3 separate regions of the Homo sapiens genome follow, and regions 1 and 3 are each linked to region 2. A link is a loop called in an ENCODE intact Hi-C map of the cell type or tissue named here. Cell type or tissue: dorsolateral prefrontal cortex. All regions are shown on one strand. Links, peaks and the distances in the headings refer to the core of each region. The heading gives the core; the rest is flanking DNA.

The links. Hi-C counts contacts between places; a loop is a spot of excess contacts. Peaks named below come from ENCODE experiments on the same cell type or tissue, not always from the same donor. Only the 100,000 strongest peaks of a DNase experiment are listed, where the experiment ranks them.
Region 1: it touches region 2 in a loop (2.2-fold over the local background); 23 of 110 quality-filtered maps call a loop at or near these places.
Region 3: a loop joins it to region 2, with 3 times the contacts of the local background. A loop is called at or near these places in 9 of 110 quality-filtered maps.

What each region holds. Positions count from the first base shown.
Region 1 is chr7:155,733,494-155,744,397 of GRCh38, reverse strand. It overlaps RBM33 (RNA binding motif protein 33), which reads right to left. Exons shown (of 18, transcript NM_053043.3): 10 at 6,736-6,868; 11 at 5,995-6,338; 12 at 4,372-4,683; 13 at 2,292-2,579. Among named protein-coding and RNA genes, the nearest start is that of SHH, 74 kb to the left of the region's middle. RefSeq lists enhancers at 2,246-2,395, 1,755-2,954. In dorsolateral prefrontal cortex, for the core only: CTCF peaks have their summits at 5,359 and 5,569 (motif pointing right); a DNase peak (open chromatin) is centred at 5,527.
Region 2 is chr7:155,638,649-155,649,552 of GRCh38, reverse strand. RBM33 (RNA binding motif protein 33) reads right to left here and starts at 4,892. Exons shown (of 18, transcript NM_053043.3): 1 at 4,634-4,892. The coding sequence starts at 4,676. It overlaps RBM33-DT (RBM33 divergent transcript), which reads left to right and starts at 5,147. Exons shown (of 3, transcript NR_126344.1): 1 at 5,147-5,339; 2 at 5,949-6,085; 3 at 6,583-7,637. RefSeq lists a silencer at 4,565-5,074 and an enhancer at 4,999-5,953. In dorsolateral prefrontal cortex, for the core only: CTCF peaks have their summits at 4,695 and 4,901; DNase peaks (open chromatin) are centred at 4,352, 4,882 and 5,132; H3K4me3 peaks cover 3,715 bases; H3K27ac peaks cover 1,789 bases.
Region 3 is chr7:155,005,032-155,012,689 of GRCh38, reverse strand. It overlaps PAXIP1-DT (PAXIP1 divergent transcript), which reads right to left. Exons shown (of 1, transcript NR_028090.1): 1 at 6,987-7,658. Among named protein-coding and RNA genes, the nearest start is that of PAXIP1-DT, 5.4 kb to the right of the region's middle. In dorsolateral prefrontal cortex, for the core only: CTCF peaks have their summits at 2,933 and 4,589 (motif pointing right); no DNase peak of the experiment used is centred there; H3K4me3 peaks cover 31 bases.

The DNA of each region.
Region 1 (10,904 bases), core at 2,845-7,844, 94 kb before region 2:
TTGGAATATTAATGGTATATAAGGAACGCCTTTAATATTCCAAGTTCCAAACCATTCTTCAAGTCGATACAAAAAAATCTTTGAAAAACTCCAGTAACTTTCAATAAAAAGCATCCAATAGGGAAAATGTATAAAAAGTTAAGCATTTTTAAAGAATTGTAATAATATTCTTTAAAAATCATCCATATCCACAGACTCCGTGTAAAATAATGTAACAGGATTTAATCTATCTAGAATTCAGCTATTTCACCATCTTACTTTCCCTAAATAAACCTTAAGAATTAGGAACTTAAGACAAAAGCACAGCTGAGGAGTCGGCTGGTGCCCTGGAGCTTGAGTGCCCGGTGCCAGCCCTCACTCAGGGATTACTTGTCGTCCTGGAAGCAATTCCGACCACCTCTGTTCTCTAATATCACATCTAGGGCAGATTTCAAACTGCAAAAATGAAGGTGGGTGAGAGGCTGTTTACAAGGGTAGGCATACAGAGCAAGACATGGCGTCCAGGGGGATAGTGGGCACAAGGGACATGGGCATCGGGGAAGCAGACGGCTGGGGACATATTCACAGGACCCAAGGGGCCACTGCCTCAAAACACAGGAATAATTACTAGTCATCGGAATTTCCCATGCAGTCAAGGAAGAGTTAAAGCATGTTCAGAACAGCAGCTGAAATACTTGAAAAGACCTCCAAATAAGCAGATTCACCCTTTATTATATCATCATCAAGAGGGGTGAACATACGAAAATAAGTCACATTTAGCTAAGCAAAACAAATAGAAGATCTTTCTTCTAAAAAGTAAAAAAATATATATAATCCTGGTCCCCTTTATATAGAGAGAGAAAATTAAAAGAAAATAAATCAAGACATTCCATTTATACTACGGTGACCTACAGGTTCCATTTCACTCAAGGCATCTTTTTGAAATAACTCCATGGAAGAATCCTTTAGAAGTTCGCCTAAATCAACTATCATGGAAGGAAGTGATCGCCAGATGTGCCAGCAGGATGCCTGAAAGGCAACTTCCCCTATTAGGTAGCCCTGTTATTATGAATGTGTGACTTCATTTTTCTGAACCAAATCAGTTACACATACTGAGTTAGGAGCTGGCTATATACACTAGAAGTATGATAAAACTTTTACCAAAGACTTCTTTCTAAACTATTCCGATCCAGTTTGTAAATCTACATTATTTTTTCACATATTGATTTTAAAACCAAAAGTCACTCGTGTTCTAATAAGAGTTCATTGTATGTTAATATTTCAACTTTGTACTTCCAATTTGGTAAACAATACATTACAACTGCTACAATAATATATCAGAAGAAAATCTAACTGAAAAAAATGAACTGATTAAAAGGTAAAACCAGTGTTGACTGGTTTTTATGAAACTAAGAAAGCATGACTTGCCTAAATTCTTCTCTAAAGCCATTCTTCATGACATTGCTATTGGACAAGTTAACTCGCTGCACTGCTTCAGAGCACTCCACATGCATTTCACTAAGGCTGACACGCCCTCCAGGTGCCAGCCTTCTGCACAGGCCGCCCTGGCCGACCCTCCTTTACCAGATGAGGAGACTGAGGCTTGTGGGAGAAGACGGCCTCAACTAAAGCCAGGTAAAGACTGAGCTGCATTGATTGTTCACACTCACTACATTCTGTGCCTACTGAAAAATTAGGAACAACAGCAACAACATATATCATCATACTTCAACACAAAGCAAACCCCCAGAAATCTTAAAAGACCAACAAGAAAATTGGTCCTATCTTCTAGAGGTTAATAGTGTAAATCAAGAAAAGTCACAGAAACCTACGGGATTCACCAGGTGTCAGCACATGACACCCCACAGGCTGAGTCCGGTCCACCACCTGGTTTTATAAAGTAAAGTTTTACCGGAACGCAGTCACATCTATTCATGGAAGAACTATATTTAAATTGCCTTTGTGCTAAAATGGCGGAGAAGGGTAATTATGACAGTCTGGACTATAAAGTCTAAAATATTTATAAAATATTTGGGCCCTTTACAGAAAAAGTTTGTTAAGCCCCGGTATATATCAATTCTGTATAACAGAACAGTAACTGTACAAATATATAAACTCTAATCTTGTAAACTAGTGAGAATACAAGTGTTTTTTTAATAAACATGGCTGTTAGGTTAAAAAAAAAAAAAGACCCAGGTGAAAAAAGTGGGAAGATTTTGTGAATAACTTAGTGAGAGTGAACTAAGACATCCAAGTTGATTCTAAGGCTTCTTGTTTGAGACCAACATTTGTTAATAAGAGCAGTGTCCTACCTCTGTTTCTGTTTTTGCCTCTTCTTTAGGTTGAGCCACAGGGCTAGCTGGCTTGACTTTCACTTCCGTCTTTCCCTGTGAGCTTCTGGAACCCGCCACGGCCCGCGAGGGTGGTGACGCGCTGACGATAGGTTTCACTTGTGCTGAGGGCGTGGCAGAGCAGCGGCTGCTGCTCATTTCTATCACGTGTGACGGCGCTATGGGTAATTCACGCAAATTGCTGTTCCTTGGCGCAGTGGGCTGCATTTGCTGCATGGGCCGCTTGCTTACATTCTGAGAAGTTGTATTCTTTTCACAAAAAGAAAGAGATTCTAATTGTAAGTGGAAACTTGGCAGAAGGAACATTAAAAGGCACATTATTAAATAAAAACACAATAAATCATTCTAATTAGTAAATGACTTCTTTTGGGGAGCAGATACTTTTTTCTCATACTTTTTTTCTCATACATAAATGTCACCTGATCCATGTGGCAGCATGCCTCATCCTAATGTTAACAATTTCCATTGGTAAAGTTGTCATACTTGCCTACAGAGAGGCTCCTCTTCATAGAAATTACACCAGGCTGATCTTTAGCAGGTGCTTCAGTAAAGGGACTGACAGTTTTAAAAGAATTAAGACAGCCAAAAAACCACTCTATCTGCCACCAGAGATCAACGGGATTCACATGCTACTATTTTACCTAGTCACTTAAATTTAAGCTGGAACAAGGAAAGAATCAAGCATCAGGTCAATGTCCTAAGAAACATGACCCCCGGGAGAAGAAAGGTGCCAGAACGTTTTACTCGAGAGGAAATGCTTAGTCATATTCATCCTGGGGATTCTTAAGAGAGAACCAACACCTGGAGGAGGCAAAGAGAACACGAGAGAGCTGGAAGGGGGGAGGGGGGAAGCAGGGGGATCTCCGAGGTCCCGCAGGTCAAATATCCCAGTGCACGAGGGTCATGAGACTAGCCTACCATTATTCTAACAAATGAAACCCAGGTTATAAAGCACCCTCTTCTCAGATTTAGAAATCTTTTCTTACTGTTCACAGCACTTTAGTTGCAATGTTTACTTTAAGAAAGAAAGAGGCAAATATCAGGAAAACTGAGATTCCAAGCAGCTAAGTGACATGACTGAAGCTCAAGGGTGAAAAGAAGACAATACCAAAAGAAAACTGACAGGCGAGAACCCTGACCACTGACCACACTGTGTCTCTTTTTCTAAAAACCAAATTACAAAGTCTCATATATATTTAATGGAGGCAAGAGCCCTGACCACTGACCACTAGCCACATTGTGTCTCTCTTTCCTAAAAGCCAAATTACAAAAGCCTCTTATATATATTTAATGGAGGCAAAAACCCTGACCACTAGCCACACTGTGTCTCCCTTTCCTAAAAACAAAATTACAAAAGCTTCTTATATGTATTTAATGGAGGACAAGGGCAATGACTGTGGCCTTTTATTTTCAGAGCAATACATTGTTTCCCAGTTTCTTTTAATGCACGACAAGTCACACATTTGCTGATGGTGCTTGAGAACACAACCCCACAAATAAATGTATGCTAATCTCCCTCGACTGAGTATAAGCTCCTTGAAGGAAAAGAATTTGTCTCTTCTGTTCACTGCTGTATTTCCAGGACTAGAGTAGCACCTGGCAACAGAACAGTCAACGTATTTTTCCTGAATTCATTTATGTATTTATTCAGGGACCAAAAAGACAGAGATAATCTATACATCAAAAAATAAGCCACTGGTAAAGGGAAAGTGACTACCACCCAAAAGTATTTTCTAAAGTTACGTGTCTATTAATTCCTGTCTATTGCTATAGAAATATCTAGATACAAGAAAGATGCTTAAGTAAATATTAACACAGTCTTTGAGACACAAAAGGAGTATCTTATCAATTCTTGTAGTCAAGAAAACAAATCACCTGAGTGTTTTTTAAAACATGGATTCACTTCAGAACTATGTACTACACATTTTATAAACAGAAATCAGAACTGGAAAATATTCTAACCTACATATTATGCCCCTCAAGTCCTGTAAGTTAAAAGGCCTCCCAGGAAGACACAGGGAAGACACCCCTTGACACTTACATGCCGGAGCCCCTGGCGCTGGGGGCACTGCATCCGGCTGCTGCTGGCCTGAGGCTGAGCGGTCTGTACGTGAGGCCGGAACTGTGGCTGAGACATCGGCATCAAAGGAGGGGGCGGGACGGACAGGTGGTGGTGGTGGTGGTGGTGCTGGTGCTGCGGCGGGTGCTGTGGTGGGTGCTGGGGTGGGGGCTGGTGCTGGGGCGGGGGCTGGTGCGGGGGCTGGTGCGGAGGCTGGTGCTGTGGCGGGGGCTGTTGCTGAGGTTGCTGAGGCTGAGGCTGATGCGGAGGGGGCAATGGAGGATGCAACGGCCCCTTCCATTTCCAAAGAAAGAGAAACAACAGTTCATAAATGGTTACACCGGGCATAATCACTTCAATCATTTCCTAAAAAACCTCAACACAAGAAAGGAACTTTCAGCGATACCAAAACTTCATTTTAGACTTGCTGATGAAGGTAATACTATCTAAAATGCAGTAATAAGCCAGAAGCTATTACCTTAAATTTTATATTTAATCCAGTAATTCTAGGATTGAATTGTCCTAAGGAAAACTAGGTATGCAGACAAACTCATAACTCTAAAGCATGTTCCCTGTAGCACTATGATACTAAAGTACTGAAACCAGTATACACACATGCAACCACACAGACAGCATGAAAGGGAACCGCATACAGCACTCTCAAACGATGGCATCAAAACCAACTCGCTGACATGAAAAGATCAAATGATATGTGACACTGGAGGGAAAAAGCAGGTGGCGAGAAGATGTGCATTTAAAAAAAGACAAAAAAAAAAGCTCCTGAATTGTTTCTAGGTAACGAGAGTATTTAATTTCCTTTCTTATATATACTTGAAAATTTCTGCAATGGGGATGTATTAATTGCATTTTTTTAATAAAAAGAAAAATTCTTAAAAACATTTTATCTTCCTTTAACACCCTAGATAATATTCATTTTCCGTTTTTGGCTTAGATACGTATTCCACGTATTTTTAAATAGTTGATTCAAGTTTACCATCGCTATGTATTTTAATAGTAACCCTACAATACAAGAAGAAATATACACTTGGTAAGAAAGATGTTACAGACGCATGTCAACCCATGAAGCAGAAGCCGATGGGCAGAGGGCACTCAAGGCCTTCAAATAACCAGTGAAAACCCATGAAGCAGAAGCCGGTCGGCAGAGGGCACTCAAGGCCTTCAAATAACCAGTGAACAGCAACATCTTCTTCCCTCCATGCAAAGACTCTTTTCAAAACTGTCTACTGCAGGAATATAATTTGACAAAGTATTTCCACTGGTAAACCTCTCATGAAATTTTATACAGATGAGCAAATGTATTATCAAAACATGTCCTAATTTTATTAGTAGTATACCCTTTAAACAATTATAATAAGTAGCATTTTTCAATTCCCAAAAAATGACATTTTCCCATTTTTTTCTTGTATTGAGATAAGTAACATTGTTGAAAAAAGTTGTCTTTAACAAACAGTACATTTGAGACTAATACTCTATTCTTTAAATAACCACAAATTAGTAGGCTCAAATAAAAATCTGAAACTTTATGGAACACAAAGCCTTGAAGCTACACATTTTTTCCCTGGAGGTTCACTCAGGATGCATTACCTGCAGGTTGGGCTGTGTGTGTGTGGGCAGAAACGGCTGTCCTGGGCCTGGCAGGAACGGCTGTCTAGGAGGAATGAAGGGCCGTGTGGTTGCCGACCCAGGCTGGCTAAAGTGCAGAATCCCCACCGGACCTGGAGGCTGCAAGGCTGGTCGTACGGGCCGCTCTCTTGGGAACACTGGCTGCTGTCCTTGCTGATTAAATGCTGGTCCTGGCTGAGTGAATGGTAGAGGACTCTGAGTAGGAACAGGATGGCTACTGTTAAGAAGGGTAGGAGGCGGTGGTGGTGGAGGGGGACTTCGCTGTTCCAGAAAAAGATGGCTCGGGAATCTTGGTTCACCTGAAACTGAAAGGTAACACAACATCATTAACTTCAGGTTAAAAAGACCATGTGCTTCTCAGAAAAGCAGTCTGAAGCACTATCCTACTGTGGACAGAAGTCACAAGTGTTGACAGGTTATGAATGTTGGAAACAATTCCAGATTTTGCCTCTTATTTCTAGATTGCTTCATTTGTCATTTTCTATACATAAATTCCCTTTTATATGAGATGTTCCGATTTCAGATACCAACAATGTCCAATTTTAGCACCTGAAATGACAGGCAGAACTGCTATGGTACAAAAACCTGGCATTCCTAACATCTCCAACTGGGAGTTCAATTCAGTTTACAAAATAAATGTGTTTGGGCACATCACCCAATGCAGCTTCTGTTGTTACTCCACACCACTCACTCTTTCTGTACCTCCTAAGAAGAAAGGGTCTCGATCCTGAGGCGGGGGTGGGGCTCTCCACTGGTCCTGGAGAGGGAGTCGTGGGGGCTGGCTGAAACTGTTGGGAACAGGTCCAGGTGTATGCTGTGGAAATTCTGGAGGGCCCTAAAGAACAACAACAACAACAGAGAAACAGGGTGAAGGACAGAAAAATGGTATGTAATTTTTAGAAATATAGACCTGGTTCCAAGTTTTCCTCAAAAATGTCAAGTAACGTGTCTCCTAACAGTCACTGTCTTTCTCTTTCTACACACACACACACACACACACACACACACACAGAGTCATGCATCCTTAATGACAGGATACATTCTGACACGCATCCTTAGGTGATTCCATCATGCGAACACCACAGAGTGTATTGTAATCACACACACACACACACACACGCGCACCTAGATGGTAGCGCTTTCTACACACCTAGCCTGTATAGTACACACTAGTAGCTCCAAGGCTACATACCAGCGCAGCATGTTACTGTACTGAATACTGTAGGCAACTGTCACACAATGCTAAGTATCTGTGGATGTAAACATATCCAACCCTAGAAAAGGTTACAATAAAATACACTATTATAATCTCATGGAAACACTGCTGTCTATGCAGTCCACCATTAACCAAAATATCCTTACACAAGACATGACCACACATATTAACATAAAAACTGTTACACAACAGGTGATTCTGCAATATTAAATGATCAAAAATCAAAACGCAGCAACTAGAAATTAAGTCAATGTTTTAATGTCATTATAACGCAAGAATATTATTTTTAAGCTTATTGAAATCCATGCAATTATTGGCCTATTTCCCATTAATCCAAAACACTAAATGTCATGACATTTATCTTTTTAAAGATGCTCATCTTTGCTATTTAACAGGACTGTAAGCTGCAGCTATGAAGCTGCTTCACTTTAAAAGAAAAAGAAATTCAATCAGCAATTCCTGACTTAACAGAAAAATGTGAAATGTTTTAAGAAACCAAATTACTACAGAAAAAATAGTACACAGAGTCCTCTGGATAAAAAAATTTTAAGCAAATTCTTACAGATTAACATTTTTCAAAAACTACATGTTACTAGAACTCTTTAGAGACAAATTAAAATTACTTCCTTTTTCAGTTGGTCTTTCAGGTATTCATGGAGATTTTTTTAAACCACCGTATTGACCTAGGCAGCAGCATAAAGGTAAAGAAATGTTCACCACTTTTTCACTGCTCCAAAAAGAAGTAATTAACTATTAACTATCATCAAAATAATTTTCATTTAATAGCACCTTGTTCTTTGAAACTGAGTCAATATTTCACAACTTTTAAGTATCATTCTTCTTTCTCACACACTTGCAACCCCAATGCCTTGGCCTATCATTTTATCACTAACTCACTGTTCCCTCTAAACACAACAACATTTTCTAACACTGAAAATGCTCTTCCGCAGTGCATTTCCCTTCCTTCTCCCTACAAAAGTCTGTTCTACCCATGGCATTGACAGAATAGACAAAATGAACACTAGTATAAACACCACAAACCCTTAAGATTGTTGGCTACAAAATAATAAAGAAATGTTTAACACACAAATATTGTATCTTTATAAAAACATAAACTTTAGGCACTTATTGAAACATGTACAACAGAAAGTCCAAAGCTGAAAATCTCGTAGCTTTTGACTTTAGGTGAAACAAGGAAATCCACAGCATACTATTGCCTGACATTAGGGAGTGTCACTTCTCTAGATAAAGACATCAATTAAGACACAATGAACCCAATAAATGTCAGTAACTGAGGAATATATTTGTAAGTGAGAATACATATCATATACATGGTCTTTTACCCCTAATTAATTTGAAAATTCACTGATATAATGCTTTGATATGGATCTCTTTTCCTGAGAGAGGGAGAGAGAGAGAGAGAGAGAGACAGAGAGAGAGAGAGAGAGAGAGAGAGACAGGGTCTTGCTCTGTTACCCAGGCTGGAGTGCAGTGGCGCAATCAGCTCATTGTAGCCTCAAACTCCTTGGCTCAAGGGATCCTTCCACCTCAGCCTCCTGAGTAGCTAGGACTTACAGAGCATGACACCACATCCAGCTAGTTTTTTTGTAGAGGCAGGGTCTTGCTATGTTGCCCAAGTTGGTCTTGAACGCCTGGGCTCAAATGATTCTTCCACCTCAGCCTCCTAAAGTACTTGGATTACAGACATGAGCCACAACACCTGGCCAATATTCTTGAATATTTAATATCTTTACTTTGCTAATAATATGCTAGAAAAATTACTTCTAATAGCACACGCCGTTACATACTGTTACTTACTACATCTGCATGAGGAGTTTCAATGAGCTTGCCTGCTTTCTCCCACTGCCAAAGTTTTTTCCTCTTGTTTTAAAAATATTTTCATCTCTTGTTTGAAGTCAATGAAACACATGGTGTGAACATGAATATATCTCCTCCAAAATAATATTGTATTCCTCCAGGTAACTTAAATGTTCTATTTATAAAGTATAGCATTAGCATTCCATCTTTAGTTTTGTATATCAATATGATTCTGACATATACAGACAGTTCCTGACTTACAATGGTCCAACTTACGATGTTTGCAACTTACAGCGGCCTCATCCTAATGTAACCCCATCGTAAGTTGCAGAGTAGCTGTGCAAGCATTTCAAAACGTTTTAAAATAATCTTCAAAACTTTCTGAATGACAATAAATTAGCAATCAAGGTTCTGCATTATTTCAAAAAAATGTTTAAATGATGCTTCTCAGAATGACACGGAATAAAAGAAACAACTGCCTGCCTCTGCTTGCAGAGAGGTTTGACTGATCACACTGTTTCCAACCCACGCAAATTGGCAATGGTGGTTCTGAATAAAAATCCTTTTCCAATTAATCAGCCTGTTTCCTTAAGCTGTTTCAATGCACACTTGACTACACTTATTTCGGGGGAGGAGGCACACGGGAGGGGTTTCAAACAGATACATACAAAAGGAACCAGTAAGATTCATTAGAAGAATTTGCATTGAGAAATGAAAAACATAGGGATCAAAATGATGTCACTGAGACACCAAAAAGAGACAATATCACAGCCTGAAACAAGATAATAGTTGTGAAAAGTAAAAATCACTCAAATGCAAACTCTTCAAATGAAAAATGGGTATGACATTTTAGCTTACAAATACAAAATTAATAACACCTCTGGAAACTATGAAAAACCATTTCCAACGTTAAGTGTGGTTATGATAGCTCTCTTCATGTAACTGAGTCAAGATCAACCACAAGCAGGTTTGATGATGGTTTGCCCAACCACCTAGGTAAGAGTTTGGATGGGGCTGATTTCAATTCAACAGAGGGAGGAGGTTTCTAACACTCTCCCAGCAATGAACACATCCTCAACCCACAGAAGCACGCACTCAGGAGGAGGAGCACCGCCTGCCGGGGATGATCTCAAAAGTGAACTGGACTAGCGCATCCTCAAGGTCCAAGCCAACTCACAAAGAGTGGGTCTGTCGATGTTCTTGAAATTACAGACCAGTTGAAAGACAAACTGGTAAATCTGGCTGGCACTAGTGCAGCCAGGCACGCACTGGGCGTGAGGTGACAGCAGGACTGGGTCACGGAGAAGGAGCCCCGAGGAACAGCTGGCATGAGGTGTGGGCCTGTCTGCCAAGTCTGGAACCTGGGAGGTGCTCACAAAGAGACTGACAGAATTAAATGTTCATTTTCTCACTTTTCTGGTAGGTCTTGATGCCTAGTGGGAACCAGATTAGAAGACTTAAGAACAAAGTCTCAGCATGGGTTAGAGTTGGGGAAGTGGGTTCTAAATCAAGGCTCACGGTCTAGGTGACAAAACAGGAAGGTACTAGCAATGTGAACGGCCATTCTTTCTACTTGCCAGGACTCACAGACTTTTATAGCTGAGCAAGCGCTCCTTCACACTCCCTACCGTACAGTGACTGACAACTGCAGGGATTCTTGCAGAACTTAAGGGCCAGTCAAGAACCAATGCTTTCTAAGCAGCCACCTTAAAATGAGGACCAAAGGGAACTCAGGCCCCTGGTCCACTGGCAGAGTCCAGGAATTCCTGGGTATGACACTGTCACCACTGTCGATACCAGGGCCCCATGAACTCATCAACACACAGTGAGGAAGCTA
Region 2 (10,904 bases), core at 2,466-7,465:
GTCCCAAAACTGAGGGACCGAAAAAATCAAGCTAACATGATTTAATCAGTTACACAGGTGAATCATGTGGAATTGACTAACATAAATTAGGATACAATTATATTTTTTCAGATTCATACAGAAAATATGTCATTCTTTAATTCATTCACCAAATATCTAACACATGCTATGTGCCAGGAAGATGTGGAATGCATGGTAAAACAGCATTTTTTCTCCTCATGAGGCTTACAGGCTTATGTGGGAGGCAGATTTAAAAAACAAGTAAATAACTAAAGAAAATTACAAATTGAGATAAACGTTCTGAAGAAAACAAGGGTGCTATAGGTGAGGAAACAGGAAAATATTGAAATTATCCAGTCTAAGGAGCAGAGGAAAAATAAGCAGAGCCTTAAAAAACGGGGACATCATTAAAAGTACCAATCTATGCATTATGGGAGTCCCAGAAGGAGAAAACAAAGTAGCAGGAAAAAGAACTGGAGAAAAAAATAAAAAGCTTCCAAATTTGGTGAAAGACATGAACCTACATATTCAAGAAGCTCACCACTCCAAGCAGGATAAATCTGGAGACCCACACAGAAACACATTATGATCACACTATCAAAAGCCAAAGACAAAGAGAATCTTGAATACACCAAGAGAGAAGTGACATGTCATGTACAAAGGATCCTCCATAAGATTAACAGTCAATTTCTCATCAGAAACGATGGAAGCCAGAAGGTGATAGGATGAAATATTTCAAACTGCCATTCAAAAATTATATCCCCAGGTATGACCTAAGGGACTTTGTCATTAGTACACCTGCCCTACAAGAAATGCTAAAAGTACTCATGGCTGAAATGAGAAAGGCTATTCTTTCCCGACTCCTCAAACTCTCTTGATTGAAGCTAAGAAATTAAGCATGAAAGATTTTCTTGAAGGAAAAAAAAAAAGAATTAAATACACACATAATTATCAGTATGAAAACATCTCATTTATCAGCACTATTAGTGATTAAAATGCTCCAAAAATTTCCTACCAGGTAAATTTTACCTGTTGAAGTACTAAAACTTGTTTCACTTTCACAATTTCGAATGAAAACCTTCTGCACCATGCTTCATACTTTCCTGCCTTACTACATACTGACACAGTGGAAGGAACACTGAACTAGAAGTCAAAAAACCTGAATTCGAGTCTACTTCCCTTTCTTAACAGCTAGGTGGCTGAACTTTTCTCGGCTAGTTTACTATCAAATGTAAATTAAAGCAACTGGTTTAGTATCTAAAGTCTTAACTCATCCCAGCAGTGTATCTTGCTCTAAAATTTTACCAGCCTAGGATTTGTTTGAAATATACAAAAGTGGAGGTGGGGGGATGAAAACAGATTGCCAGAATGTTGATGCTAGGTGATGGGTATGTGGGTTCATTATTCTACTACTGGATGTGTTTGAAATTTCCCATTAAAACTTTTTATTTCTAAGAATTGACTAGAAAACAAAAAATTTACAAGCACCCATTTTTTCACCTCACCTATAAAATCAGATTAGCTCAGGCCCAAGAATGCTGTTGTAAATCTTAAGTGAGATAACGCACTCACTAGGTTGGAGGCTTTTTACGATTTGTGTACTGATTTTTTATTTTATATTTTACAAGGAAGCACTGGAACTAGAAGATCTTGAAACTCATTAAACTATTTGTTCCTTCCCCAAAATGCCATGTTTTTGCCTTTATGTTTTTGTTTTCAGTCTCCAATAAATAACAGTTGTCATTCTCTCTGCTATTAGTAAGGATAGCAATTCCATTTCTCTATCCTTACTACTTGGCTGCAATACCAAATGACTCCTTTGAAATGTATCATGCCAAGGCATGGTGGCTCACGTAATCCTTGCACTCTGAGAGGCTGAGGCGGGCAGATCACTTGAGCCCGAGTTCCTGCCTGGGCACCTTGGCAAAACCCTGTCTCCACAAAAAATACAAAAATTAGCCAGGCGTGCTGGTGCACACCTGCAGTCCCAGATACTCAGGAGGCTGAAGTGGGAGAATCAACTGAGCCCAGGAGTCCAAGGCTGCAATTAGCCATGATTATACGACTGCACTCCAGTCTGGGCAACACAGCAAGACCCTGTCTCAAAAAAAAAAGTAAAAAATAAGCAAACACTCCTATAGACACTTTGTGGTACCCATTTTGGCTATCCAGATTGTGGATAGCCAAGACCTATTTTATTCAATAAATACTAACCACTTACTATACAAGAGACCAGTGATTTTCAAACTGACAATCTCGAACATTTTGTAGGTTGTGAAATTAATCCAGGTCACAACCAGCATTTTACTGTAATGAAATAGAAAACATTAGAGTGCATGGCATAGTATGGACCAGTATTGTTCATGAAATTTTTTTTAACTTTTATGTATGTACTAAATCACAATGTCAATCACATTTCTGTGGCTGCCATTTTAAGAAGTTTGAAAGTCACTGTGCTAGACAATATGCTAAACTGAGCTGCCAAATAAGCTATCGATAGCTCAATAAGGTATTACCAATGTAAATATTTCTCCAAGCTAACATGATTTAATCAGTTACACAGGTAAATCACGTGGAAATGACTAACATAACTTAGCATACAATTATATTATTTCCTATTCGTAAAGAAAACATTTCATCCTTTAATTCATTCACCAAATGTTTGTTGAACACATGCTATGTGCCAGGAACACGTGGAACGCATGGTAAAACAGGTAGCATTTTTGTCCTCATGAGGTTTACAGGCTACTGTGGGAGGCAGATTTAAAAAACAAGTAAAAACTGAAGAAAATTACAAATTAAGATAAACGTTCTGAAGAAAACAAACAAAGGTGCTAGAGAATGAAGACAAGAGAGGCACAAGAGCAACGGACATACATTCCTCAGATACAATGAATTCTCAAGGAAAGCCTCCCTTAAAAGCGTGAGATCCACTGGATCAGGAGTCAGCCCTGGCAAGAGCGGGTACAGGAGCAGTCCATGCGATGAACTTCCAGGATAAAGGAAGCAATCACACAACATGCTGGTGGGGTAGGCAGGGACCAAGTCATACAGAACTCACAAATCTTGGCAAGGAGTTTGGTATGAAGAGCAAAGGAAACTTTGGCACTTGTGACAAAATGGAAGGAAAAACTCCAAAGCATCATGAATAAAGCCTACTTATTCTTCTAAAATAGCAATTCTCAAAACTTCTGACCTCAAAATTATTGAAGACCCAAAAATGCCTGTTTATCTGGATTACATTCAGTGATATTACTATTTTAGAAATTTAAAATGAGAAACGTAAAAGAATACACAAGCATATATTCCATTAGCCATCAGCATAACGTCTTCACATGTTATTCAGCCTCTAGAAAACTCCACTGTACACTACTGAAAGAAAAGAGAAAAAATACAAATAACACCTTAGTCTTTCTAATGAAAAGAGTGTTCACCCAAGAGTTCCCAGGTTACACTGGGAATGCTATAAAACAAGTAATTCTGACCCCCAGAAAGATAGGTGAACTATACATTTTAAAATTTTAATTAGTCTCAGATGTAACACGCAAACATCATGTATTTAAACTGAAAGAAAAGTGGCATATAGCAAACCAAATTGCCAGAAGCGACATTCCTACACTTAGTCTTTTTTGTTTTTCCATTTTGTCAGGCAAACGTTTTGACAGTTGGGCCAAAATTCCTAAACAGGATGATAACAACGTAACCATCTGCTAGCATTTACTAAAAAATACTTCTCGAGTATACACTAGACTGGCTTTTCAACGTTTCAATGGTAAGAACTAATCCCAAATGCTTTTGTTATCCATATTTTACCATCTTTTCAAAGTTTTCAAAATAATCACTTAAAAAGTCACTTTCAAGTATCTCTCCACGTTTTTAAAACCCCCAGTGATATGTAATTTTACCTGAAAGTAATTTACCTACAATTTTTTAGAGATAGGTGTTTCATCAATACTGTTTATGCTTGCAAACAAGAAAAACTATCCAAAGGAACTGACTCAGTATCTAAACCTTTTGTGTCACGTTTTCACTTTTGGAAGACGCACATAAAACACTAACAGGTTATTAGACAACAAATAAGTTAATTTAAAACAGGGATTTATTGAGACTTTCTCAAGAAATCTCACTTTCCAAACTGGCCTACTGTCGCACATTCCTTCACACAGGTGAATCTTTTCGTTATGTTTTTGTAATGGGCTTCAAATCAATCTAAATCTGTCAGGATGGCCCCACAATCTTAAACACCCACCCTACAGCGACCTGCCCCGCTCTCCCTAAGTGACACTGTCTCGGGGGGTGGGGGGGGCGCTCTCCTACCCATAGGACACCAGGCCGGCTTCGGCACTTAATGCCCGCCAACGCCAGAGATGGGCCTGACACTTAGGCAGCCTTGCAAAGTAGAGGACACACAGAAGTTCACAGGTAAGTACGATCTGCACAGCGGAGAGGAGGAGCGAGAAAGGGAGAATGACAATAGCGAGGGAAGGCGAGGGAGAAAACGGAATAGGCCGAACACAAAGAGAGTCGGAGCCGGGGAGAGCCTCGTCCTCTCCTAAGCGGGGAGGCCCCCCGGCCTACACCCCCGCCCACCGCGGCGCGGTCCTGGCCCCCAGAGTCCGGCTGCCTCACGTACCTCCGGCGCCTGCTCCTCCGCTCGCTCCCAGGGCGGCCGCCATGGCACTCGCGGGGCCCGGCCTTCAGCCTCCCCCACCAAGCCAGCTGGTGGGCCGACGTGCCTGGTCCGGGCCCGGGTACGGGTGACGGAGGACAGAGAAGGGAGGGGGCTGCAGGAGGCAGAGGCGAAGCCGGGCGCTTCGCGGTCCACAGCTGGCCCTTCGCCTCCGCAGGAAGAAAACAACAAACTACCGCAACATGGCCGCGCGCCCGCGCCCGCCGCGGTGCACCCTGGGATGATGGAGGCCGGGAGGCGGGCGGGCGCCGGGGCCTGCCCCCGCCGAGGCCGCAGCAGCCCTGAGGCCGCCGCCGTGTTTCGGGCGGTGGGCGTGCAACGCAAACACGCGGCAGTCACCTCCGCCCGGCTCCTGAAACCCAAATGTTTGAAGCAGGGCGGGGACGACTGCTGGCCATAGGTCGATTCCGGGTTCAGTCGTAAGGCGCTTTGCAGCAGTCGGCAAAGCGAAGCTTTACGGCAGCCCGTCTCCCGTTAGGAGCCGGGGAGGCAAGGTCCAGCGTACGGTCCGGGGGAACCTTAACTGTCGTTTCTGTGCCTGGACAGTAGGTTGGAGAGTGGGGTCTGAATGAGCTACAGTAGTGAACGCCGACGGCTTGTGTTGAGGGCAGGAAAGGGTGCACACAGCTCCGGCAGGTGCTTCCGCGAGGTGAGATGAGTGCCGCGCGCGCCGGGCTAACGTGCACGCGCACTCGTGCGGCGCCCGCGAGCCCTCACTTCCTACAACCCGAGACCCTCCGGACCCGCGACCCCGGACCCCCGTCCCCTTCTCCGCGCCCGGCTGGGCAGCGGGCAGCGCCGGACCCTGATGGGCTCTCGGCCCTTACTGCCCCTGCGCCTTGCGGCCCTGAGAACAAGACGTGAGCAGGACGGATAGCGCCCGGCACTCATGTCTGAGTTTGCATTTTGAGCAGTGAGAAAGGTTAAGAAACGAAATCCTCATACTTGACATAAAGGAAAGGGTGCTGGGTGGTCAGACAGCTGTGGACGAAAGGGCTCAGGGGTTTTGGGGTGTGGGGCCCGGGAAGGCGCATCTGAGTGGTCGCAGTCGGGGAAGGGGGTTGATTAAGTACACACCGGCTGTAAACATTGATTCCATATCGGTCAATGTGGGGCTTAGGTGAGGCGTTCTGACCCAGCAATGAAACTGGAAAGGTAGGCAGGGGCCAGGATTCCGGACTTTGGGACGTTTTTCTGAGTCTATGGGGTCTATTGAAAGATTTTAGAAACAATTTACATGGTAAGATTTGTATTTTAGAAAGGTGACTGATACAACAACGTAGAGGACCCTGCAATGTGGAGAGGCATGAAACTGGAGGTCCAGTGCCGTGAGTTAACAATCAAGACGTCCATACAGGAGATGCATTGGTGGATGGGTGAAGAGATGATAAAACGGTACGTATAATAAAATGCTGGCCGGGCGCGGTGGCTCACGCCTGTAATCCCACCACTTTGGGAGGCTGAGGTGGGTGGATCACGAGGTCAGGAGTTTGAGACCAGCCTGACCAACATGGTGAAACCCCGTCTCTACTAAAAATACAAAAATTAGTTGGGCGTGGTGGCACGCGCCTGTAATCCCAGCTACTCAGGAGGCTGAGGCAGGAGAATTGCTTGAATCGAGGAGGCGGAGGTTGCAGTGAGCCGAGATTGCGCCACGGCAATCCAGCCTGGGTGACAGAGCGAGATTCTGTCTCAAAAAAAAACAAAAAAATTATTCAACTGTGAGAACTCACTCCCCAAAAAAAATGTTTTGCAAGCAACTCATTGAAAAATGGTCTCTATTAAAAAGCACGTTAATACATCCATATTTAAATGGCTTGAACTCTTTATCACCTTTCATTATTTTTTGAACTGTGGAGGATGGCATGCCTAACTCAGAAAATATTTTTCAGGATAATTCAGTGGTGATCTTCAGAAGAATTCCACAAAAAACCAAATTAACAGATGAAACAATCTCATAAGCCACTTGAAACTGAATTTCTCTAGAACAAGAGTCTATAAAATTTTTTGATCAAACACCCACTGGAAAAATTTTTTAGCGTGGACACCCAGTATTTGAAGTTCTTGGTAAATTACTGTGAGTAAAGATTTAACCAACCCCTTGTCCTTATCTATGAACAAACTTCACTTTGTGTTAACTTTAACTTGTCATAGAAACCTTATGAAGGCAGAGTGTTCATTGTGGTATAAAACAACATTGGTTGTAGGCCAGGCGCGGTGGCTCACGCCTGTAATCCCAACACTTTGGGAGGCCAAGACAGGTGGATCACCTGAGGTCAGGAGTTCAAGACCAGCCTGGCCCACATGGCAAAACCCCATCCCTACTAAAAATACAAAAATTAGCTGGGTGTGGTGGCACATGCATGTAATCCCAGCTACCTGGGAGGCTGAGGCACAAGAATCACTTGAACTCAGGAGGTGGAGGTTGCAGTGAGCCGAGATCACACCACTACACTCCAGCCTAGGTGACAAGAGTGAAACTCCATCTCCAAATAAATAAATAAAACATTGCTCATGGTAAAAATGACCTCTGACATGTAGACTGCCTCTGGCTTGAAAGTACTGAATAATCTTAAAACACCTAGTGGGAAGCCATACCTTTAGCCTCTGTTACTGTCTTAACTGAATGTGGGAATCTAAAAGACAAACTCAGGGAACTGGTTTCCCGCCGGTCAAGGACTTCCAAGCCAAGCCCCCACCCATAATGGTTTGCTCCTGAATTGCATTTGGGCCAAAGAGTAGAGCTCTTCCATGCCTGTACCGCAGTGAAGTGTGTTTCTTCTCCTCAGTCCTCCAAAGTGGAGCTGCTGCCAGGCGTGGCATTATATGAGTGTCAGGGGTTAAACCTAAGAAGACTACCTAGTGAGCGCTGCAGTTTCATACATATCCTACTGAAAATCTTAAAAGCAAGCTTTGCTTTTTTGTAAATAAAGCGAATATAGAAGTCTTTCTCGTCTCAGTAATGATGAACTGGAAATTCTGTTCCCCTCCTCCAACAAAACAGATTCTGTGGAAAACATTTTTTGTTGTATTGCTAGGTTTTAGGAATAATGTTTCCAAAGGATCAAGAAGGAAGCAAAACGCTGGGCACAGTGGCTCACACCTGTAATCCCAATGCATTGGGAGGCTAAGCAGGTGGTTATCACTTGAGCCAAGGATTTCAAGAGCAGCATGGGCAACATGGCAAAACCCCATTTCTACAAAAAATAAAAATAAAAATAGCCAAGCATGGTGGTGCATACCTTTAACTGCTTTGCATAACTACTCTGGAGGCTGAGGCGGAAGGATCATCTGAGTCCAGGAGTTCGAGGTTATAATGAGCTGTAATAGCACCACTGCACTCCAGTCTGGGTGACCAAACAGAACCCCATCTCTTAAGCAAAACAAACAAACAAAAAAAAAACAGATCCAAAGCCTGAGCAGTTAGTAGTGTACAGGAAGTTCAGGGTTTCACTGGGGAAGTCATCCCCATTTGCACTGCTAATAGGAAGCAAATTCTTGGACAGCTTTTGAGGAGGGAATCTAAACCCCAGGCTCCCAAATTAGGCCAGAGATCCTGGAAGGGCTTTCTCAAATTATCCCCTTATATTCTTCACAGTTTAAGGTCAACCAACTATGGACTTAAAATCAAAGATCACAAAATGCACGAGGGAAGAAACCACTGTAAGTGAAAAATACAAACTAGATTGACCTCCTAGGGACTTTAGTTATTAAAATTACCATAAAGGACAATATTTGAAAGGTTTAAGGAAATAAAGGATGAAAAAAATCAAGAAGAGACTGTCTAGAGTAGCCAGAGAGTGCTTCCTTTTTGTTGTATCTGAACAATGTCCTAAAGCCATTAGGCAGCACTAGTGGTATAGCAGGGCTGGGAGAGGTGGGGAGGGATGTGCTGGCCAGGCTAGAGGATCGGAGCCCAAGCATGTGTTCCAGCTCATACCCTGTGAGAGGGCTGCCCAGCAAGGCATGTGAGAGCACCACAGGTTTCAAAGTATGTCCTGTGGATTGGCAAAGTGAGGAGGGCATCCACCCATGGGGGCAGTTCAACATGGGGAGTCACACATGACCGGGTTACTAGGACATGATCCTGAGGGATGGGCCCAAGGTGGAATTCAGGGCCCTACTGGGATGAGGTGGGAGTTGCCAAAGATAAGTAGACTAGAACGGCAGAACACAAGCATCGTGAGAGTTTTCACACAGGTGGGAGGCAGAGCACAGGGAATCAGAACTCCAGTTATAAGGGGACCTACACAGAAGAAGGTGACAACAGAGATGGCATGTTGGTTATGAACAGGGAAATTGATCAGATATATAAATATATGAAGGGTGATGGAGCTAAGTTTCACACTGTGCAAATAGGGAGTTACTTATATGAAGAAAAAGCTAAAATTAACCCTATGGTGTGTCACTAGAATAAAGAATCAGAGTGATTGCACTAATGGTTTTTGATAATTGTATTTCATTGTAGGAATAAATGTATATGCAAATATGTGTATGCCTGTTTTTGTATAACTGTGTGTGTGTGTATGTGTGTGTGTTTCCTAACTGTCCACCAAGAGTGCCCTGGAGACAGCAGCCCATCTTGAGCACACCCAGCACCTAGACCTTGGTTTCTAAATACCACTTTTCAAAAGGAACCAGTATTACTTGGAAAAACAACTGATTTCAGAACTGGGGCATGGAATTCGCAAGATCAGCCTGGAACATCTTGTTCCCTCCAAAAATCAAGGAAGTGCTTGAATAGTGATAAAGATATGTCAAAATGACACAGAAGTGAGATTTAATGGGCCAAAGCAGAGATGAGATGAGCATCAAATTAAATAATGAGAGCAATAGACTAAAAACAGGAAAGCTTGTGTCTATACAAATATTGATAAATAATAAATTGAACTTTATATGGAAACAGTATATCAAAATAGTTAAGGTGTTCCTTCCTAGAAAATATATATTAATTACATAGTAGAAAAGAATAATTTTCAGTGGAAAAGCCTCTAAAACCACCCTAACTGATCAAAGTAAACATTTTCAATAATGGGATAAATAAAAGTTGCCACCTGATATAATACAATAAGAAGAGTACAGCATCACTTCTGTGATCATCCTGTCAAAGATACCTAACCAAATCTAATTCTGAAGAAAAAAGGACAAACTCAAATTGAGAGACATTCCAGAAAATAATTGGCATGTAATCTTCAAAGATCTAATTACGAAAGTCAAGGAAACACTAAGAAAACATTTCAGACTGAAGAAGAAAAAGACATCACAACTAAATGCAATAAATGATCTTTTCACTCTTATTGGGACAATTTGCAAAAATTGATAGGGTCTGAAGGTTAGATGGCAGTAACACACCAAGTTAATTTCCCGATTTCAGTGATTAATACGCTGCATGTAGGAAGAAAGCCTTTGTGGTAAATACATACTACATACAGTGCTTGTGGCTGATGGGGCATCTGCTCAGCAACTTGGTCACACATGATTCACAAAAAAAGTTTAATTTTACTCTTAAACTTTCTACGGGTTTGTAATGCTTCAAACAAATTAAAGAGGAAAAAAAATCAAACACTGTTCAAAATACAGTTGTTAAAAAACCCAAAGGCAAAATTACACAGATGAGACAGAATTGAGAGAATTTGGGAATTAAGGGTAGACAAAAAAATTGCGCAGAATATAACACAAAGAGGAAAGGAGATGAAGGATGTGAATGAGAGGTTTAGCAATTGAGAGACTGGAATGAGGATGCCAAACACGTGATATAGCTTGAATGTTTGTATTCCTCCACCCCAAATTCATATGTTGAAACCTAATCCCCAAATGTGACAGTATTTGGAGGTGAGGCCTTTGGAGGTGAATAGATGAATGAGATGAGTGTCCTCATAAAGAAACCCCCAAGAGCTGCCTTGCCCCTCCCGCTGTGTGAGGTTAGAGTGAAAAGATGGCCACCTATGAGGAATGGGCCTTCACCAGACACTGAATCTGCTGGCACCTTGATCTTGGACTTCCCCACCTCCAGAACTGTGAGAAAGAAATTCTGTTTATAAGCCACACAGACTGTGTTATTTCATTACAGCAGCCTGAAGGACTAAAACACTGTAAAAGTGAGGTTCCAGAAGGAGAGAATAAAAAGTATAGAGGAGAGGCAATATTCGAAAAGATGATTTCACATGATTTTTAAGAATTAGTGAAAGACGTAAATCCAAAGATACAGGAAGCA
Region 3 (7,658 bases), core at 2,659-7,658, 640 kb after region 2:
TAAAAGAAGCCGTTCCTCTGTGTATACACGCCTCTTTCTGAGAAGATGCAGGTACGAGTCCCATGCTGGGCTGTCTCCCTGCTGGTTCACAGAATCTGAACAAGTACAGCTTCTAGATGCCACCTAATGATGTCAGTTAAGCTAGTGCTCAGTTGTGTGTGCAAAGTTACTGGGAGTAATTTAGCTGCCCCAGACAAATGTAGATAACACAGTGTGAAGAATCATTAACTTTAAAGAACCAGCAATTGGTAAACATATTAATGCTTTCTGGAAAACTATAGGGAATTACTTGCTGGGCAGATGACACAGTTCTGAATAATGAAAGTCCACTGTGATGTACTAGAAACCATGGCATTATCCTAACTCTTAAGATGCTCTCGGAGGACTGTGAACTGTGCCTTTAGCCACAACCAAAACCCAACCAAAGAAACAAGAGCCACAACACCACTTTTCCACTGCAGTCGCTTGTTGCGTGTTGTTCCCCACCATGGGTTGCTTTCCTGTAGGATTACAGTTCCTGCCCTGTTCACTGCGGGCTTCACCTTGTGACTTGCTTTGGCTCTGGCTTGGGTTCTCTGAATTGCCCCTCTCAGAGCAGGGCCTGAGCAAGGGCTTGTGTGCAAATTGTTTAACTGGGAAAGTGACCCCAGGGAGCAGGGGTGCAGGTGCAGGGGGTGAAACAGGGAGGGTGGGATGTGTGACCAAACTGGCCACCCAATGGGACTCAGTGCAAGATCAATGGGGCCTTTTCTGAGGAGCCTGGTGAAATGTCTCAAAAAATGGGGCAAAGAAAGGAAAGCTTTTACCCATGGGTTCTCACCCCGCAGTGATCAAGTAGCTTCACAAGCTAACTCCTCGAACCTCACCCTTGTGCCTGTGAGCACAGACTCATGAGATTCAGAAGTTTTGTGTAGCTGCAACGTAATTTATTGAAGTTTAACTGGTAGTGGCAGTTGAGGTGGGGAACCCTTCCCACATCCACCCACGGGGATGTCCGTAGCGCTCTGGACCAGTGACTGGGTCAGGCTGCATTCATTCTCCCTGTTCTCAATGGAGTGATCTTTCCCAGCTCCACCGCACGTCGGGGAAGACGGGCATCCATCTGTGACTAGACTGAGAGAAGACACATCTAGAGTTGCTGTAGAGGCCCCCATGAGTGCCTGCACTTTGGGCCTGATGCTATAATTGAGTGGAATTTTTGCAATTTCTTCTCAAAAGACACAGATGTGGAGTGCAGAAGGGACACACATTCACATTTGTGACTGAGAGGGAACATGGGTAGAACATACTGCTGTCCTCAGTTACCTGCTGTATTCCCAGGAAGAGGATGACATACCCCTGCCCACTCTGCCATGACCTGGAGTAACTTCCTGTGGCAGGAACAGATTCACTTCCACATTGACATCAGGTTTGGCAATGAGACTGACTTTCAAATGGAATGTGTGTGAATTCCAGAGAGAATTTTTATAGCTATTACGCGGTTCTGCCATTCTTCTTTCCCCTTGGTCACTAGAACTGCCTATGCCTTCTGCAGAGTTTCCAGAAAAAAGAGCAGCAGAGCCACGCCTGCCCAACACATGAGTGAGAAGCGAGCTTTGTTGAAGCCACTGAACTTTGGGAGTTAGTTCCCACAGCATAAGCTAGCAGGGAAAGCTTTTACCACTTGACGCACCCGGGCTTCAAATGACCACTGGATGTGTATATGCTAATAGGAAAAGAGAGAAAACGTAAAGAAACGAAAGTGAGGACTTGAAATAATTTTATCTTAATAGACTTATCACGCAGTTCTTGGGCACTCAACGTCAGTTACAAATCCTGGGGTCACTCTTAGGCTGTAACAATTTCTCGTTATTATAATTTTTAGCAGGGCACACATAGTACGCTGTTTGGCTTAAATCCACTCCAAACATGGGCCGACATCTTAATTTCTAGCTTCCTCTTGACTACCCTTCAGACATACTGAATGTTAGCTTGCTAGGGCTACTGTAACAAAGTGCCACATACTGGCAGCTTAAACAATAGACATTCATTCTCTCAGTTCTGGAGGCCAGAAATCGAAGATGAAGGTGGTGGCCAGGCTGTGCTTTCTCTGAAGGCGTTAGGGGAGAGGCGGTCCTGGCCTCTTCCAGCTTCTGGTGTCTGCCGCAACCTTGGTGTTCCTCAGCTTCTAGACACGTCACCCCAACCCTTGTCGCGGTCATCACTTGGCACTCTCCTGGGTGTCTGTGTTCAAATTTTCTTCTTCTTATATGAACACCAGTGACAGGATTTAGGTCCCATCCTCATCCAGTAGGACCTCATCTTAATGATGGGGGCAAAGACCCTACTTCCAAATAAGGTCACACTCACAGGTACCAGCGGTTAAAATCTGAGTTAAGATTCAATATGTCTTCTTGTTTACCCACAACATGAGTAAACAGTCAATCCCACAGCCAGCTTGTCACAAAGTACTTAACTTTAAATAGCTGGTAAGCAATTTTCTTTTCTGTTTTCACAGCCACAGAATTATGCTAAGTCTCAAATGCAACAACTTCCTCTGATGAGGTCTCAAGATCTTCATACGCTAGACACAGTCTATTATTTCTTATTACTCCCCATTTCTATCTTAAATCATCAGTTATTTAATATCCAAAATGTGCACCCTTTTATTTGGCAATATCAGTATTCTGGCCTCTTTTCAGTGGTTTCTCCTCTCCCTTCAAGAACTATTCCCCTCAGCCCGCTCCATCCAAGAGGTTTCCCCCAGCTATTCTGGCACATGGGAACCTCTTTTCTAAATCTCTGCTGCATTTCTACAGAATCCCACTAGTGTTAGGCTCGTGCATCCAAGTATTTGTTAGTTTTTTGAGAGCAGACACAATATTTTAAGAATTTCTCATTGTCCCTGTAAGAGTTTCCTGTCCATCACAACAGGGTCACCACTGGGGGCAGCACACTCAAATTACAATCATCTAAGAAGGTTTATCAAGGAACTACTTACAAAGGTGTAGGCAGGATGCATGGAGAGTGAAGGGACCTGTGGGGAGAAGCAGGTGAGCCCTCACCACCCTAGGTCCAAGGGATGAGAGGAAGGAAAGATTCCCAGGACCTGGAAGGAGAGAGTTGTATAGAATGGGCTCCTCTGCCAGCTCAAGGCAACCTGATGAGGAACCTGGGAAATAAACACCGTCATACCTCTCTCCTCCCTCCCCTCACTGCCCAGCTTTCTGCTGGGACTCCCCATTGACCAAATTCAACTAGAAGCCAATGTGCAAGGGATTCTACTTATATAATCTGCTCAGGTCAGCACCCAGGGGCGGAGAAAAAGGTGGAGCAGGATGGAGTACAGATCTGACATGGGGAGTGGGACAAATGGAAGGCATCTAACACATCCCTCACATGCCTCAGAGAACTACCTTGTGTTTGCTTTTTAAAAATAATGCTGTTTCTTTGTTGTTTGTTTTTGAGATAGACTCTCACTTTGTGGCCCAGACTGGCATGATCTCAGCTCACTGCAACCTCTGCCTCCCAGGTTCAAGCGATCCTTGTGGCTCAGTCTCCTGGGTAGCTGGGATTCCAGGCGTGCACCACCATGCCTGGCTAATTTTTTTGTATTTTCAGTAGAGATGGGGTTTTACCATTTGGCCAGGCGGGAAAAAGAATACGCTTAATCCTCTATGTATAAAGCCAGTAACCTCAAATTCAACAAATATCTATTGAGTAGCTAACGGGTATTTTTTTTGAAATTATCTTTGAGAATTTTGTTTTATATTACACTAATCTTAATTCATATAAGAATTTTTTTGAAAACCAAAAATGGCAAAAATTGGCAAGATACCATCAATGCCATTTTCTTTTCTTGGACGTGTAAGAAGACCACATCACCCAGCAGTCTCCTTTACAGCTTACGGAGGTGTCAGGAGACCAGGTTCTGGCCAGTGGAAATGGCTGGAGGTATGTGTGCCACTCTTGCTAGCTCAGCCATAGAAACTGCAGCAGGATACTCTACATGCTTTGTCCCCATCTGTACAGCTAACAAAGCCACATGACAGAAGCCAAGTCCCATTTGGAAGAAAGCTGTCCGAAGGAAGCCACCAAGGCGTTATGTGCAAGAAACTTTCTTTTTCGTTTTTTTTTGAGACAGAGTCTAGATCTGTCACCCAGGATGGAGTGCAGTGGTGCAATCTTGACTCAATGCAACCTCCACCTCACCGGTTCAAGCCATTCTCGTGCCTCAGCCTCCCGAGTAGCTGGGATTACAGGTGCGCACCACCATGCTCAACTAGTTTTTGTATTTTTAGTAAGAGATGAGGTTTCACCATGTTAGCCAGGCTGGTCTCGAACTCCTGACCTAAGTGATCCACCTGCCTCGGGCACCCAAAGTGTTGGGATTACAGGCATGAGCCACTGTGCCCGGTGGAAACTTTCAAAGTCTTATCCCACTGAAATGTAGTTACAACATGATCTTAATCCGGGTTTCTCAACAGTGGCACTATTGACATTTTGCACGGGTCCTTTGTCATGGAGGACGGTCCCATGCGTTGCGTGATGTTTAGCAGCTTCCTATCCTCCACCACTAGATGCCAGTAGCATCCCCTACCCCCTAGTTGTGACAACCAAAAATGTCTCCAGACGTTGTCAAATGTGCCATAGGGGGCTAAATTGCCCATGGTTGAGAATCGCTGATCCTGTTACCGCACTGTTCTCAGAGTGACGGGAGACAGGTATGGGACGTCGTTTCTAACCTTAAAGGATGGAACATTATAATACGTTATACATGTATTTTAAGATGATTGCTTCATTGGAGTACTGTAATTGTTAAATTGGAAACAACAAATGTGCAACAATACAGAATATTGTACATTCAAACAAGGGAGTATTATGTATTCATTAAATGATATAGATATTTATTGACATGGAAAAACAGTCTTGATTTTTTTGAAGTGGCAGAGTATGGGGTATAATTTTTTTTAGGGAAATATATTTATACGGGACAATGTCTAGAAGGATTTCCATAGTGGTTGCTTCTGGGCATAGAATTTGAGGTAATTTACAATTTCTCTTCACTTGTGATTTCTAGTTTTCCGACACTGAATAGCTACATGACACTGGTGGCAGCTGTGCCCCGCAGGTCCACTGACGGGATCTTTCCTGCAGAGAAGCAGTGCTCCTTTGAGTTCGCAGTTTCTCCTTCAACTAAACTATGGCCTGTTTGTGCCTGCAACTGGAGTATTCTGACCCTTTCATGAGAAGGTTAAATGTTGTCTATAAACCCAAACTGAAGGTTTACTAAACATTAAAAATATCTAATTTTAAGGGATGTATGGATAGCTGAACAGGAGAGATGAAGACTGAGACTGTTGTATACAATATAGAAATACATTTAAAAAAAGCCATTTGGAAATAATCTAAGTAACTGCCTCGAGTTTCCACCAGTAAGGGCAATTTGAGTTAAATATCCCCAAATCTACTTTTTTTTTTCTAATTTTTTATTTTTCCTAGGCTTAGGTTATCTAATTTTGCCAAATAGAAAATGAGAAACATATTTACTGAACTAGCACTGGCAGTAAGCAGGCTGTTTAATTCTCCAAAGGCTGATTATCAACAAAATGATCATGCTTTTAATTTACCTGGGGGAAGTCTAAAAATATTAATGCTCAGTGTCATATTTGGAAGTGGTATATGCTTCAAATTAAACAAATGCATAGCTTCTGTTTAATAAACTGATAGCTATCACCCTAAAATGGGTCATCCTTAAAGTGTCACAAAACCAGTGATAAGAATTTTATTTAACTGTGAATAAGATACAGCACTGTCAACATGATATTTTGTTCCTATAACTTTGCATATGGCCATTTTGGGGAAGATAATTTCTGAGTTTACCGCTTGCCTTTAAATATTGACTTGCCATCTTTACGTCCTCTGCTAGATGGGTTACTCTTCATGATGTCAGGATGCTAGTTTTTTAGACTGCCTCAGAGCATCCTTTATCCACATGAAATTAACCTAATGTAAACATTTTTATTTTTCATTACTGGCCAAGCAGTAGTATTGGAGACTCAGTGAGTGAGTGTGACACTGCCTCCAGGCCTTCCTGATGCTGTTGCCGTAAGATCCACTTGTGTGGACCGCCTTGCACAGTTCACGTGTGATATTTTACAAATACTGACTAGGTGATGGGGTTTTAAATAGCAGATTTATTTATTTATTTAGAGTCTCACTCTGCCACCTAAGCTGGAGTGCAGTGGTGTGATCTCTGCTCTCTGCAACCTCTGCTTCCCGGGTTCAAGTGATTCTCCTGCCTCAGCTTCCCAAGAAGGTAGGATTACAGGTGCACGCCACCATGCCCAGCTAATTTTTGTTTTTAGTAGAGACTGGCTTTCACCATGTTGGCCAGGCTGGTGTTGAACTCCTGACCTCCAGTGATCTGCCTGCCTTGGCCTCCCAAAGTGCTGGGATTATAGGGGTGAGCCACCACGCTGGCCTTAAATAGCAGGTTTCTTAATCCCGCAATTTGCCTTACCATCAGAACCTGAAGTAGGGTAAGCTTGTTCTCTTGAACGTTACAAATTGCTTTCTTAATTCACAAAATAAAATACCTGGTTGAGGTCCACTTCAGGTCTTTTAACATAAAATCACATGCTTAGTTTGTGTTTAACCAAGAAAATCAAAGGGAGGGCCGGGTGTGATGGCTCACGCCTTTAACCCCAGCACTTTGGGAGGCCGAGGCAGAAGGATCACAAGGTCAGGAGTTCAAGACCAGCCTGGCCAACATAGTGAAAACCTGTCTCTACTAAAAATACCAAAATTAGCCAGGTGTGGTGGCACGCACCTGTAGTCCCAGCTACTTGGGAGGCTGAGGTGGGAGAATCGCTTGAACCCAGGGGGTGGAAGTTGTAGTGAGCTGAGACCACGCCATTGCACTCCAGCCTGGGTGAGAGTGGGACTCCGTTTCAAAAAAAAGAAAGAAAAAGAAAAGGATAAATAAGTTCTCTCACACAGGTCGATAAAAAGGCAGCATGATCTGTATTTGGATCTAATGTATTTATTACACTGATATATGCCCAACATAGAACATTAAACATCAGAATGATAAACATATACCAGAATATATCAAATATATTCTTAGGTATTAAAAGGTTTCCTGATTACAAAGGGTGTCATAAAAATTTAAGGATGGATGACAAATTCTTGGTTTTTCCTTCAGGCAAGCACTGAGTGTTTTTATTACAGGTTGAGTAACCTTTATCTGAAATGCTTGGGACAAAAGTATTTCAGATATTTTTGATTTGGAATATTTGCATATACATAATAAGATATCTTGGGGATGGGACCCAAGTCTAAATGGGAAATTCATTTGTTTCACATACACCTTACCTTACCCACATAGCCTGAAGGTAAGGTTATATTATATATTTTAAATAATTTTGTGCATGAAACAAAGTTTTGATGGCGTTTTAAAAAAAAATGTTTTCATTGTTTTTTTTGTTTTGGTTTTTGTTTTTTTACAGACAGGGTCTGGCTATATCGTCCAGGCTGGACTCAAACTCCTGGGCTCAAGCAATCCTCCTGCTCAACCTCCCGAGTAGCTGGCACTACAGGTGCCCACCACACCAGGCTTGATTGTGACTTGACTGTCACCCAGTGTCACATGAGGGCAAGTGTGGAATTTTCCATTT